Linked DNA regions of Homo sapiens: region 1 is linked to region 2. The links are chromatin contacts, found by Hi-C in ENCODE. All regions are on one chromosome and are shown on one strand. Each heading gives the region's core, a stretch centred on a gene start or an enhancer-like site at or near the end of the contact. The rest is flanking DNA. Distances are from core to core; before and after follow the strand shown.

Region 1 (4,684 bases), core at 613-3,112, 2.3 Mb after region 2:
TGTGCTAATTTTCCGAACTCCAAACTGTACACTCATATTCATTTTTAAATTGTATTTTTCCAAACTTCAAAAAGGACGATGAGCGTGGGGGATAGGAAACAAAACCTGTAAACGTTGTGAATGGGCTCAGTGGACTCTGGGACCAAACCTTCTGTAATCTCTAAAACAATGGGACCAAGAGCTGGATGGAACCTGGAGTCAAAAAGAACTGCTTCAGTCCCCGCTGTACCGCCTGCCTAGCTGTGGGAGCAGGCAGGGCGCCTGGGAGCCTGCGTTTTCTGGACCGTTCCATGGGACTCATCCCTACCTCACAGGGCTGTTGTGAGGTGTTGTGTGACTGCGTGTCCTGCAAACGCCCAGCTCGGTGCCCAGCCAGCGGTGGGCACCCAATAAACGCTACAACATAAATGTGTCTTCTGCAATTAAACACGATTTTTATTCAGTTCTGGTTTTTGAATAAGCCAGGCGGGAGGGAGGTGACAATACGGGTAAGAAGTGTAATTCAGAGGCTAGGCACGGTGGCTCACACCTGTAATCCCAGCACTTTGGGAGGCCAAGGTGGGCGGATCACTTGAGGTTAGGAATTCGAGACCAGCCTGGCCAACATGGTGAAACGACATTTCTACTAAAAATACAAAAATTAGCTGGGGGGGTGGGGCGGGGGATGGTGCACGTCTGTAATCCCAGCTACTTGGGAGGCTGAAGCAGGAGAATCGCTTGAACCTGGGAGGCAGAGGTTGCCAGGAGCCAAGATTGCATCAGTGCACTGCAGCCTAGGCGACAGAGCAAGACTCTGTCTCAAAAAAAAAAAGTGTAATTCACATGGAGGTTACACGTGGGTCTCTTTCATCCCCGCCTTTTCTCAACACCAAGCTTAACGGGCAGGTGGTGCGAGCTGGTCTGGGAGGTGGTGGGCGCCCTGGAACAGCAGGCCCTGCCCCTGTCAGGGGACCCAGGAGCTCCATGGCTGCCGTTCCCTGCCACAGAGAGAACTGGGTGATTCTTCCCACGCACGGTTTCATTTGGAGAGGGGAGAGAGGGAGTCTTCCTACCTCCACAACCAGCAGTGGGCTCCATGTGTAAAAGGCCGGGAGTGCTTTGGCCACAGCTTAGCCAAGGAAACGGGACAAGGGGTGGCAGAAAACATGCTCATCCCTGTTGCTCGTCTGGTTTTTTTGGTTTAGTTTTTTGTTTGGGGGTTTTTGTGGTTTTTTTTTTTTGAGACTGAGTCTCGCTCTGTCGCCCAGGCTGGAGTGCAGTGGCACGATCTCGGCTCACTGCAACGTGCACCTCCTGGGTTCAAGCAATTCTCCCTCAGCCTCCTAAGTAGCTGGGACTATAGGCACGCACCACCACGTCCGGCTAATTTTTGTATTTTTAGTAGAGACCGGGTTTCACCATGTTGGCCAGGCTGGTCTCGAACTCCTGACCTCAAGTGATCCACCCGCCTCGGCCTCCCAAAGTGCTGAGATTATAGCCATGAGCCACCTCGCCCCGCTGCTCGTGGTTTTCATAACCACATTGGCAAAGGGTGGGGATGGGCCAGGCTTGTTGTTTCGTGTGTCCCCTGCCCTACATCTTTGTAGACCAGACCTTTGCATGCAGGGAATGACCGAGTCACTTGTTTGAAATGTACATGAGGTGGCTCATGCCTGTAATCCCAACCCTTTGGGAGGCAGAAGCGGGCGGATCATCTAAGGTCAGGAGTTCGAGGCCAGCCTGGCCAACATGGCAAAACCTGTCTCTACTAAAAATACAAAAAGTAACCAGGCGTGGTGGTGGGTGCCTGTAATCCCAGCTACTCTGGAGGCTGAGGCAGGACAGTTGCTTGAAACCGGGAGGTGGAGGTTGCAGTGAGCTGAGTCATGCCACTGCACTCTCACCTGGGCAACAGAGTGAGACTGTCTCAAAAAAGAAAAAGAAAAAGAAACGGACATGTGACACCATGGCCAGCAAGCAGGAAATCCAAATGCGTTATTTTACAAGCGTACTTAAGAGAGAGGCGGGACCGTTCGGCTTCAGCTCTGTGGTGTTGGAGATGTAAAAAGAACGTGCAGGGAAACCGTGGGACTTCTGTTTGGGTCGCCTCCCTGCTTTACATAGAATTCTCTTTTTTATGACTTATTTCTTACTGAAAATATATCATGATAATCATTGGCCAAGCAGATAGGGTTTTTCTGACGTATCTTTTAGTTCTGACCCAGGTCATAACCCTTCACCTATGTCATACCTTTTCAATCTGTGGGTTTTTCTGAAGCACAAAAACAAAACAAAACCAATCTCAGGGTTTTGAGATGTGACCAGTTCTTACCCTTCCCTAATAACCAGCTAGGAAAGTCTCTAATTTAGAAAAATGAGGCCGGGCGCGGTGGCTCATGCCTATTGTAATCCCAGCACTTTGGGAGGCCAAGGCGGGTGGATCACAAGGTCAGGCGTTTGAGACCAGCTTGACCAACATGGTGAAACCCCGTCTCTACTAAAAATACATGGGCATGGTGGCATGTGCCTGTAATCCCAGCAACTCAGGAGGCTGAGGCAGGAGAATCGCTTGAACCCGGGAGGCAGAGTTTGCAGTGAACAGAGATCATGCCACTGCACTCCAGCCTGGGTGACAGAGCACAGCTCTGTCTCAAAAAAAAAAAAAAGAAAAAAGAAAAATGAAATCTTTCTAAAGTTCAGAATGTGAAGAGACTGTCTTGATTCCTCACCTCTACATCGTTTCTTTCTATAGTTAGTTATAATGTAAATAGATTCCTCTTAACACTTCATTTTAGGTGAAGCTGTTTTTGGTGCTGCCAGTGTGCGTGCATGTGTGTGTGTGTGTGTGTCTGTGAGTGTGTGTGTGTGTGCCTGCCTGAGCTTCAGGTGAACATACTGATTACATTCCCCCACCAAATCTGACTGAAAGCCCATTGCTATCAGCATTTTATAACACGCTAAAGAATTGGACGTGGTGGCTCACACCTATAATCCCAGCTTCTTGGGAGGCCAAGGCAGGAGGATCGCTTGAGACCAGCAATTTGAGGCAAGGCCAGTCTGGACCACATAGCAAGACCCCCTCTCTTAAAATTAAAACCTGTGTTCTATTTTTTTGTTGCCTACTCACAGGCTGAACATCTCATTTGTTTTTGTTTGTTTGGTTTGTTTTTGAGACAGTCTCACTCTGTCACCCAGGCTGGAGTGCAGTGGTGCGATCTCAGCTCACTGCAACCTCTGCCTCCCAAGTTCAAGCGATTCTCCTGCCTCAGCCTCCTGAGTAGCTGGGATTACAGGTGCCCACCACCACGCAAGGCTAATTTTTGTACTTTTAGTAGAGACGGGGTTTCACCACGTTGGTCAGACTGGTCTCGAATTCCTGACTTCGTGATCCACCCACCTCGGCCTCCCGAAGTACTGGGATTACAGGCATGAGCCACCGAGCCCAGCCTTAAACATCTAATTTGTACCAAATTGCCCTATAATTCTACCTAGAATATTATAGCAAAATGCCAGAAGCCTGACTAAAATCTTTTAAAGAAACCCAACTCGGCCAGGCGTGGTGGCTCACACCTGTAATCCCAGCACTTTGGGAGGCCGAGGCGGGTGGATCACGAGGTCAGGAGATCGAGATAGTCCTGGCTAACACGGTGAAACCCCGTCTCTACTAAAAATACAAAAAAGTAGCCGGGCGTGGTTGCAGGCGCCTGTAGTTTCAGCTACTCGGGAGGCTGAGGCAGGAGAATGGCCTGAACCCGGGAGGTGGAGCTTGCAGTAAGCCGAGATCGCCCACTGCACTCCAGCCTGGCGACAGAGTGAGCCTCCGTCTCAAAAAAAAAAAAAAGAAAAAGAAAAAAGAAAACAAAAAGAAACCCAGCTCTCCCAGGGTGGGGGGCATTACACAGGGGAGCCCCTCCGGGTGTCGCCGCAGCTGAATGATTGCGTTGGTGGAACAGCTGGCCCGCTTGTGCGTGGGCCAGGACACGGTGGACCTGTTCCGCCTGCGTTCTTGCCGGTCCATGTTTGGATTAGCATGTGAGTTTAAACATAGTGCTGATGCGGCGATTCTTCTAGAAGCACATCCTTCTCTGAGCTGAATTGCTTCATCACACACTTCCTTCTGGCTTGGGGAGTTCCTTTTCATCAAAGGCCAAGCCTTGTGTGTTTCGGTCCTGCCCATCTCCGTGCGGCCTGCGGGACGTTGGTTGGCGTGGAGTCTTCACAGCCGGCTGTCCAGGCTGGCAGCTCTCCCATCAGGGCTTCTCACAGCCACCGTCTGTCTGAGCAGACGCTGAGCATCGTGTCATCCCTCGGACACACACAAGACTCCACTATTCCCTGTGCTGATTTCTGTTTCTGTTACAGCTTCTGCTTCTGATTTTATTTTTTTTTTCTTTGAGATGGGAGTCTCGCTCTGTAGCCCAGGCTGGAGTGCAATGACATGATCTTGGGTCACTGCAACCTCCACCTCTCAGGTTCAAGCAGTTCTCCTGCCTCAGCCTCTGGAGTAGCTGGGATTACAGGTGCGCACCACCAAGCCTGGATAATTTTGCATGTTTCTGTAGAGACGAGGTTCCACCATGTTTCCAAGGCTGTTCTCAAACTCCTGGCCTCGGCCGGGCGCGGTGGCTCACGCCTGTAATCCCAGCACTTTGGGAGGCTGAAGTGGGCGGATCACCTGAGGTCAGGAGTTCGAGACCAGCCTGGC
Region 2 (4,593 bases), core at 1,674-4,173:
TGGGACTACAGGCGTGAGCCAGCACGCCTGGCCTCTGCTGTGTGTCTTACAGTAACATCACCATTTACAGGAGGCATTTCTAGAAGAATAAAGCATGAAACCTACATCCGGTGCTCTTATTATCACAATTATTATAACAATGAGTGTCTCCATCTGAGGTTAGGTGGGCACAGAAACGGAATTCAAACCAGTCGGATTTTCTGTCTCGGAGAATTCTGCCAACAAGATGCCAGGGGAGCTCGTGCGTTGAAATGCATTAATTGAGTACCACTATTTTGGGAGCAAAATAGGTTTGTGCATCCAATTAAATGTGGGGCATCTGAGAGGGAGAAAGACGGAGAGAGAGCGGGGATTCAGAAAGGGTCTCTTTACTTATAATTAACTACAAAATAAACAGCTCTTTCATGGAATGGGGCCCTCTCTGTTCCCGCCACCCCTGCAGCCCACGTTTCAATTAGCTCTGTGTTATTCGGGTCCCCTATTACTCCAGATAACCCAGGACTGGCTGTAATTAATTGTTATAATACACTCAGGAGCAGAGCCAAGCTGCAGCTCGGGAAGGCTGGTTGAAACTGCTCTGTTCCTCTAACCGGCCTCCTGGAAGGGCTGGCTTGGAGCTCCACCTTCACCAATAAGTCAGAGCTCCTCCATGGGATGACGAGGGAGAGGGGCTGAGATACTTGGAGTCTGCTTTGTTTGCTGCATTTGGTGCTGAGCAAGGTGCTGGCCCTTTTCTCTCTGCCCCGCTCCCTTCACAGTCCCTGAAGCCCTGAACCCTTCACTCCAGCGACATTTAAAATAAAGACATCAGGCCAGGCACGGTGGCTCACGCCTGTAATCCCAGAACTTTGGGAGGTGGAGGTGGGCCTATCACTTAAGGTCAGGAGTTTGAGACCAGCCTGGCCAACACGGTGAAACCCCGTCTCTATTAAAAATACAAAAATTAGCCGGTCGTGGTGGCATGTGTCTGTAATCCCAGTTACTCTGGAGGCCGAGGCAGGAGAATTGCTTGAACCCGGGAGGCAGAGGTTGCAGTGAGCCGAGATGGCGCCACTGCACTCCAGCCTGGGCGACAAGAGCAAAGCTCCGTCTCAAACAAACAAACAAACAAACAATCACAAAAATCAGCCGGGCGTGGTGGCAGGCCCCTGTAATCCCAGTTACTTGGGAGGCTGAGGCAGGAAAATCACTTGAATCCGGGAGGCGGAGGTTGTAGTGAGCTGAGATTGCACTACTGCACTCCAGTCTGGGCGACAGAGTAAAACTGTCAAAAAAAAAAAAAAAAAAAAAAAGACATCTTATCCATAGAATGGAATATTATTCATCCATACAAAGGCACGAAGAAGCATTGCTGCTTGCTGTGGCACAGATGAGCCTTGCAGACACTAAGCTCAGTGAAAGAAGCCAGACACAAAAGGCCACACATCATAAGATGCCATTTAGATGAAACGCCCAGAATAGGCAAATCCATAGATTCAGAAGGCAGGTTCGTGGGTACCAGGGACTGGGGGGAGGCAGGGATGGAGGAGGGGGTGGGTATTAATGGGGATGAGGTTTCCTTTTGGGGTGATGAAACTGTCCTGGGGCTGGATAGAGGTGGTTGTTACATAGCACTATGAATGTACTAGACGCCACCAGGTTATTGATTTTAAAATGGTGACTTTTATGTTATATGAATCTTACCTCAATAAATAAATAGCAACAGGCTGGGTGCAGTGGCTCACACCTGTAGTCCCAGCACTTTGGGAGGCTGAGGCAGGAGGATTACTTGAGCCCAGGAGTCTGAGACCAGTCTGGGCAACATAGCAAGACCCCATCTGGGCAAAAAAATAAAAAGATTAGGCAGGCGTGGTGGGGTATGTCTGTAGTCTCAGCTACTCAGGAGACTGAGGCAGGAGGATTGCTTGACCCAGGAGTTTGAGGCTGCAGTGAGCTATGATCACACCATTGCACTCTAGCCTGGGTGACAGAGGAAGACCCTGTCTCAAAAATAAACTAAACTAAAATAAAAACAGCTACAATTTTTTGAGCCGAGGTGAGCAGGGGCTAGGCCCCAAACCCTCAGTGACTCCAAGCCCCAGACAGCCTGGGCAGGAAGCTCTGATCATCTCTGGTGAAGACCTGAGACTTCCCAGTCTTGGGGAGGGGACACCAAGGGATGAGACAGGTTGTGGGGAAGCTGGGACTTGAGCGCTGTAGGGAGGCCGTGTGCTTGTCATGGGAGGCAACAGTCCACGTGGGAATTGCAGGAATGCCTTTTTTTTTTTTGAGATGGATCTCACTCTGTTGCCAGGCTGGAGTGCAATGGCGTGATCTTGGCTCACTGCAACCTCTGCCTCCCGGGTTCAAGCGATTCTCTCGCCTCAGCCTCCCAAGTAGCTGGGATTACAGGCGTGCACCACCATGCCTGGCTAATTTTTTTGTATTTTTAGTAGAGACGGAGTTTCACCGTGTTAGCCAGGATGGTCTCAATCTCCTGATCTCGCGATCCACCTGCCTCGGCCTCCCAAAGTGGTGGGATTACAGGCGTAAGCCACCGTGCCTGGCCTTTTTTTTTTTTTTCTGAGACAGAGTCTCACTCTGTCGCCAGGCTGGAGTGCAGTGGCGCGATCTTGGCTCACTAAAACCTCTGCCTCCTGGGCTCAAGCGATTCTGCTGCCTCAGCCTCCTGAGTAGCTGAGATTACAGGCACCCGCCACCGTGCCCTAATTTTTGTATTTTTAGTAGAGACGGGGTTTCACCGTGTTGGCCAGGATGGTCTCCATCTCCTGACATTGTGATCTGCACTTACAGGAGGCAGGGTCAAGGAAAGGACAAGATAGAAGCAGAGGTGGAGAAAGAGGGTGAGGTGAGTGGGAGAAGAGGGGACGGCGGGACAGAGGCCTTGTGACAGAAAAGGGAACAAGAACTCAGGGTTTTACGTTGTACCCACAGGTGCAGAGCTGAGAAAAGGAAAGAGAAATGAAGAACGGCAACTCGGAGGGAGGAGACGGTGGGGGTGGCGCGGGCACCGGGTGCAGGCTGAGAAAGCGAGAGGGCGGTCCGGCCAGGGGGTGGGGGTGCTGCAACCAGCTCTGGTCACGCCCCTTCTCCTGAGAGCTCCCAGGACTGCAGGCAACTTGCTGAAGAACTTGGGTAATTTCCCGGAGGCCGGCTCACCTGTTTCCAGCCCATCAGTGATCTTGAAACTTACAAATACTCAGACTCACACTTTCCGCCTATCCGTGCAAGGTAAGAGGAGCCAAACACATCTCGAAATGCACCGATTTTTCTTCTTCTAAGGGGGCAGACTCTCGTGGTGTGCCCCCACCCTCTCTGTTAATGCCTCTATTGTGTAAAAACGTCTTTAGATAAATTTGTCGGGCTTGGAGCCTGGGGTGGCCATTTCTTTGCACTTTATCTACTACAATCCAAGACCAGCAAACATGAGGCCACGTTTTTCCAGTGGTTTCTGCCTCCCCCACCACAGTGGTGACGGAAATACGCTCCCCAGCAACAGTGAGAAGACCCTGGGATTCTGCAGGCTCAGAGATCATCTGTACCCTCCCGCCGTGTAACTGCAAGACGACAAATGAGATGCAAACAGGGAAGTCTTTCTTACGTTTGTGCCAAATGATACAATCACCAATAATGAAATAAGGCACCTGTGAAAACTGCACCCAGAAACGGTCGATCAGTATGGACATGAGGTTGTTAAGAATGCGTTTCCTTAGCATCGAAGAGGGGGTAACTGGCTGCTCTCTGATCATCTGTCTCTTCTTCCCTGTGTGCAGGGAGCTATGAAGGAGCCCACTTAGGAAGCCAGGATTTAAGGTGACAGGAGCATATTGCAGGTGGGGCTCCACCTGCCGGGCAGTGACGGCTGGGGGTCACCCCGAAATCTCTGCACTCAGGGCTGTCAGACGGACGTTACGCGGTATGTGAACTAGAGACACTAAGAGCCTATTATTCTGTTTTGCATTTTAAAGGAGGTCTCTGAGGACCAGCTGATGCTTTCAAACCACTTAAGTCAGCGAAGCCCCAAAAAGGCTGTAGTCTCTTGCAAGCAAAAGTTACCAAGGGGCTGCCGAGGGTCTTCAAGCCCGCAGGACTTAAGAAATTCCCGAGTGTTTCACCAGGAATTGAGGAATCTACTCGGATCCCTTTCAGGGATCCCGGGGGGAGGGGAACTTCCCCTTTGGGGTCCCCAGTCCTACTGTCTCTTTGGGAAGCTCCTTGTCCCACAGTCGCCTGGTTTGTCCTCCGGTGTTTGTGGGCAGGGGCTGGGCCTTTGGTGCCCCGGTGGACACCAGCGAGCCACAGCCTCATTTCTTAGCATTTGCAATCTCAAGAGATCCCAGAGGAACCGTCTGGAAGGTGCTTGCGGGGTTGAGGGGTGGGGAACACGAACCCTTCCCAGACCTGGGGAGGGCCAGGCTGCAAGGCCCCACGTTTTGGAAACAGACCCTGTACACACTTCCTCTCCACCCAGCTGGGGGCCACGGGCAACTCAGGCCTTGAGACACACTCTGCGCACTGAGCCCCACTCCCCGGCCCCTGGCACTGTCCCAGTCAGAAGAAAATAAGACCCAGTGCCACATGACAACGGGAGCA

Evidence for each region. Hi-C counts contacts between places; a loop is a spot of excess contacts on that map. Pooled maps may share reads with other maps.
Region 1: a loop to region 2 is called in a pooled map, with 5 times the contacts of the local background. The contact joins two enhancer-like sites. A Hi-C loop is called at or near these places in 2 of 37 single-sample maps with no recorded cell type and 3 of 50 pooled maps.

Annotation. Positions count from the first base shown.
Region 1 is chr7:5,233,414-5,238,097 of GRCh38, forward strand. WIPI2 (WD repeat domain, phosphoinositide interacting 2) reads left to right here. Exons shown (of 13, transcript NM_015610.4): 13 at 1-427. Among named protein-coding and RNA genes, the nearest start is that of WIPI2, 46 kb to the left of the region's middle. RefSeq lists a silencer at 1,260-1,319. Within about 2 kb of position 1,863, at least 2 of the 41 ENCODE cell types and tissues checked have a DNase peak (open chromatin) inside an H3K27ac peak, as active enhancers do.
Region 2 is chr7:2,975,613-2,980,205 of GRCh38, forward strand. The region is part of intron 1 of CARD11 (caspase recruitment domain family member 11); the gene reads right to left. Among named protein-coding and RNA genes, the nearest start is that of CARD11-AS1, 34 kb to the left of the region's middle. RefSeq lists a silencer at 3,032-3,121 and enhancers at 3,855-4,586, 4,582-4,593, 4,587-4,593. Within about 2 kb of position 2,924, at least 6 of the 41 ENCODE cell types and tissues checked have a DNase peak (open chromatin) inside an H3K27ac peak, as active enhancers do.